2 separate regions of the Homo sapiens genome follow, and region 1 is linked to region 2. A link is a loop called in an ENCODE intact Hi-C map of the cell type or tissue named here. Cell type or tissue: HCT116. All regions are shown on one strand. Each heading gives the region's core, and the rest is flanking DNA. Links, peaks and the distances in the headings are about the cores only. Region 1 has its middle 170 kb from the start of SLITRK6. Region 2 has its middle 340 kb from the start of MIR4500.

The links. A loop is a pair of places that touch in the nucleus more often than their neighbours do. Peaks named below come from ENCODE experiments on the same cell type or tissue, not always from the same donor. Only the 100,000 strongest peaks of a DNase experiment are listed, where the experiment ranks them.
Region 1: it touches region 2 in a loop (2.8-fold over the local background); 5 of 110 quality-filtered maps call a loop at or near these places.

The regions. Positions count from the first base shown.
Region 1 is chr13:85,969,655-85,972,486 of GRCh38, reverse strand. No RefSeq gene overlaps it. Among named protein-coding and RNA genes, the nearest start is that of SLITRK6, 170 kb to the right of the region's middle. In HCT116, for the core only: no CTCF peak of the experiment used is centred there; a DNase peak (open chromatin) is centred at 1,574.
Region 2 is chr13:87,273,131-87,275,962 of GRCh38, reverse strand. No RefSeq gene overlaps it. Among named protein-coding and RNA genes, the nearest start is that of MIR4500, 340 kb to the left of the region's middle. In HCT116, for the core only: a CTCF peak has its summit at 1,527 (motif pointing right); a DNase peak (open chromatin) is centred at 1,542.

The DNA.
Region 1 (2,832 bases), core at 314-2,813, 1.3 Mb after region 2:
GAATGGCGATCATTAAAAAGTCAGGAAACAACAGGTGCTGGAGAGGATGTGGAGAAATAGGAACACTTTTACACTGTTGGTGGGACTGTAAACTAGTTCAACCCTTGTTTGTGGAACTAGTTTGTGGAAGTCGGTGTGGCAATTCCTCAGGGATCTAGAACTAGAAATATCATTTGACTCAGCCATCCCATTACTGGGTATACACCCAAAGGATTATAAATCATGCTGCTATAAAGACACATGCACACGTATGTTTATTGTGGCACTATTCACAGTAGCAAAGACTTGGGACCAAGCCAAATGTCCAACAATGATAGACTGGATTAAGAAAATGTGGCACATATACACCATGGAATACTATGCAGCCATAAAAAATGATGAGTTCATGTCCTTTGTAGGGACATGGATGAAGCTGGAAACCATTATTCTCAGCAAACTATCGCAAGGACAAAAAACCAAACACCGCATGTTCTCCCTCATAGGTGGGAATTGAACGATGAGAACACATGGACACAGGAAGGGGAACATCACACACCGGGGACAGTTCTAAGCTATTTAAATAAGAAGCTGAGGGAAAAGGTAATACAAACAATATAAAAATCTCTTCAACTAGGCACCCACTTACTACTCATAGTAATGTTGAGAATCTCAAATAGACCTGGTGAAAAACATAGGGTACATGTTCACATTGCTTCAGGAAAATACACAGATTTGGCAAAAGACTAATGCCAATGACATGGAAATTAACACTGGCTTTTCACATCTTTCTACTTAATATCAGAGACAAGAAATTAAATAGGAGGAGTGCAGAAGTAGACATTACTTATCAAGATAGCTTTAGAAGGAGAAGCCAAACATAGGGTTTTATGTATATTTGTCCTCCCTGCAAGATCTAGACTGCCAGCACTGAGCCTCATAGGCTAGTCAGCTGGGTAAATAAAAAATGTGCCATGCTGTGATATTATCTTCACAATTAAGAATACCACTACATTTCATTATATTTATTGTCATTCCTTCTTTCTCATAAAAAAAAAACAAAATATTTTGCCTTTACTTATTAAATAATTTTTTCTTTAAAATACAAAAGAGCTGATTGAACAGCTAGCTATCTCTATATCAGTACATAAATGCATATTTAGAAATAATACATGTTAATTTAAAAGTATTTCCAGATTATGATATATTGCCTCTATATTATTCTTAAAGAATTTTAACAAAACAGTTATTGACAATTGCTGAAAAACGTATCGTGATAAATATATTTTCTCAAATGTTAAATATTAATTTCTATTTAAAATGACTGTGAAAACAAAAATCTTTATATTTTTGAATAATTAAGAAATTTTCAGGAAACATTTTAATTAAGAAAATCAATTGACATAAAACATGCCTACAAATAGGAAAAGTACCTATAATACATCATAAAGATGAAATTTTAACCACAATATAGTGTTAGAATCTATGATTTCCATACATTTTAGGATGATATATAAATCTTATTCTTTGTTTTATAGAAACCAGTTTATTCACACTGAGCAACACATTTTTCATTTGAGAGTAAACATCTCCCTCTTCTGGAATTTGTTTTAAATTCAGGAATCAAAAGATTTTATTTAAAAAGCTTAACAATTTCAGTTCACCATGTAGATATATATTTGAAAGCTTATCAATAGGTTTTATATATAGTAATTGCTCATCAGAGCTTTCAAATTCTATGCAATATAGATTTTATTCATTTAATATTTTTTGCTCATTAATTATAATTTTACTCTTTATTGTAATCTTAAAAGTTTAAGTGAGCAATTAAAATAAGATTTACTAATAATTAGGAATATATACTAATAAATAGTACATATTTATTTTTATATCTAATTTCGTATGTGTGCACTTTGAATTTCGTTCACCTTCATGGTTTTCAGTGTGTTTTTTTGTTATGTTTATTCAGAAAAAGCTCACCCATGAAGTCACAATAAAAATAAATATAGAAGTAATTTTTAAAGTAAACTTAAATACAAAATAATCAAAATACTAAGAACTTTTTTTTCATTTCCCTACGCAAAATTTCAAGACCTCTCAAATATAGCATATATAAAAACATGGCTTTGAGATCTACCTTTTTCATGTTTTAAAATTTTTACTTCTTTAACCCAAAACTGCATGTATTAAAAATAATGAACAGAGCATTTAAAATAAAAATCTGCAAAATCATCCTCAGAAGCCTTAAGAAAACATATTTTTGATATATAATCATAGACTTTCCTAACAATTTTGAAAGATTTATGGGGTAATAAAATCCAAAATCTGTTAAAATATTTTAAAAATTCTTATCAGAAACAACTTTTGTTGCTCTCATAATTACCATGTGATGACCTGAATCAAAATCATATATCTTATAAAATTATACACATGTATTCTTATTCTATAAAAACATTGGCATATAAACCTGCAAATAAAGGTATCCAAAGTGATACAGTTGTTCTAATGTTAAAGAAACTTTAAAGTATATTTTCTATTGACCAAATAGAAGTGAAAGAAGACATGACTAATTATGTTGTTAGGAAATTTGTTTTGGAAACATGTTAACAAATTATTTATAATAATTCTTACTACCCCTTTTGCTGTCACCTGAAACAGCCAAACATGTTTTTTCAGCAAAAGGAAAATAACAAAACTAACAAACTACAGATTAGCCATCGCATACTACAATAAAGTGTAATTCCACAATCACAGGAGCAATAACACATAATAATAAGTCAGATTGGTTTGCTCTAAAGTTCTTACTCTGAAGCTATTAAGCTTACCCACCATTGGGACAATTTTATCAGTAGATAT
Region 2 (2,832 bases), core at 142-2,641:
TCTGAATGAACTAAGACATTATTTCTAATAAAATTTTGTAAAATACTAAAGCAGCCATCCTCAAGTCACTCTTATAATTTTTATGGGTATATGGATGTGTTCTCATAAATTTTAATGCTTAATAGCTTTTTTGGATGATATATGGTTTGTTACCCAAGTTTATAAGAAGATTGCTTGTTATTACTTCCCTGGGATATGGCTCCCCTGAATATCACGCAAGAAAGAGGATCTTATTTTTATTTTTTTTTTGTAACTTGTTTTTTATAATCCAACACAGAATTAAATCAAAATAGTTTCTAAAATAGTAATGTCAAACTCTATAGGTGGAATTGATCCTAATTAAAGTAATTGATTAATATGAATATTTAGTTCATTTATAATATTTCTGAACCTTTCATATGCATTTGATAAGTTCATTTTACTCATAAACAACAAATATTAAAACTTAAAAAAGGTACAGCCATAGTACCACCCACATGGTTTGGATAAAATTTCACTTCAGAAAATAGTGCTTCCATGCATAGCTTTTTCCAACAAAATATTTGTTCTTAAAATATTATGGATAATTCATTGAAATGAGGACATTAATGAATGGCAGATTATATTTTCTTAATATCATCCTTCATATTAATTTTTTTAAAAGATACCAGGAAATACTGGCTGGCTCCAGGACTGAATGAAATTAAATATAATACACAATTAGTATATGTCTTATTCACTCACTCTGTATGTTTCTATTGAATCCCTTCTGTGTATAGATCAATGTGTTGAATGCAAGTGAATAAAACATTCTTCCCATTCTTAAGTATTTTACAGTCCAGCTGGGAAGACACAAATTCAACCCAACAGATAATATAATATATACTTCATGCAGATAGTAAAAGAACAGAAATATTTTTTTAAAATTCCAAGAGTAAATCACTACTTGGAAATTAGAAATGGCATATTAGGGACAGAATTTGATAGTTAGAAAATTGGTGAAGAGATAATACAAGTCCTTTAGGCATGAAATGTAGTTAAGTAGCTCTGACCTATATTTACTCACATGGACTCAGTCACTAAATAATAATTTATTTTATTAATTATTCATATGGGAGACAAATTAATGATCCTCTAGTAACCTCTTGAACCAGGGACACATCCATACATTAGCATATCATATAGAAAGAAACATTAATCTTTATAGCATTGATAATCTCTATAATTCTCTAAGCTTATTTTGAAAACTAATACTGAATATTTATTAGGCAATGTTAACTTTGTAAGCCTCTTGAGGTAGGCAAGGCAATTTTAGATAACCCTGTGGAACAGGTGAGGCAAATTTTAAAGATGTGAAAACTGATGTCATGAGAGGCCTAAATGCAAATAACTCCTAAGCACAGGCTTGGGAATTCAATCCAGGTATTTTGACCCCAGTTTAATTTCTTCTTTTACTATACCACACTGCCTCTTTCAAATAGGCTTAGCATTTGGATACTATGTTCTGTTATTAAAGCAGCTCACCACCCATCTTTTAATATGGGGTAGAAAATAGCTTTAAGCCTCTCCAGGGGGCGCTCTTAACCTGGAAAAGAAGGAAATGCATCACAGGTGAAAGAACAGCAGAACAATGTGACCTGCTGCTAATTTGCAGTGGTATTCATTTGGGTGGGATTTGACATTTCTGGGTAGATGTATATTTGTGATTGATATTTCATTCTTTAAAGCACAGCCTTTAAAACAGCTGTGAAATGCCAAGTTATTAATTTACACATTGCAAAATGTAGTGTTAGGAAACCGATTTACAGCTTTCCAAATTCAACTCCAGGGATACTAGGCTTTTGAAATCAGCACATCATGAAGAAGATTATCCCAATCAGCATAATTCTAAAAATTGCTGCCCAGTGTTCAGCTCTGCATAGAGCTAAAGGAATGAAAAAGGTGGTCAGGTGTAGTCACAGTAGATACAGCCAAAACAGAAAGACATATATACTTTGCAAGGGGCGGGGGGGCAGGAAACATTTTTCTCTTTCATGCACATATTTTTTGTTTTAGACTTAGTTTATTTGGGCGGTGTATGGGACTGACTATTTAATGTATTCTTTCTTGAAATGGTAAAACAATCTCTTGAGAAGAGGGCTTCATTTTAAATAACATGTAAAGCCTGTTTTACAGATCTTCTCCCTGAAATGTATTCATTATTCTTTTTCTGTTCTTCACAGAGTAGATGCGAATATATAACCATGAAAATAAGTAGTACTAACAAATCATGCCTTAGGCATTCCTAAAATGAAAGACTACATGAAATACTTTCATAATGAAGCTTTTGAAAACCAATCCATGAATTGATGTCTAAATTGTATTGGAAACAATACATACTTGAAAATTGCACTGGAGTTTAAACAAATTTTAACTAACTCCCTACATTTTTTTTTCATTTTTAGAGGTTTATATGAACTGGGACATTGATTTTATGGTAAACAAAATATTTACATGGACTTTTTAATTCATTTATCAGTATAGAAAAAGAATAAGAATACCAAAGCAAATAAAGGTACATCTCTTTACCATAACGATATCACTTACTATGTTCCTGACTTGCTGACATTTTAAAGGATGAAGAAACAAAATATTTGTTTAGAAATATGTTACAAAACCCAAATATACTAGCTGCTTACTGAGCAATTTGAATCTTCATAGTAAAACAAAATGTTTTAGCACAGATAAAAATATAGAAAAAATAAAATTTTAATTTGTGTTATTTGAAAATCTTAAATATCATAAAAATATATGTATTGCAAATGACGACATGCTATCAGTTGGATGAGTAAAGTAATGATTAGTGAGTATATC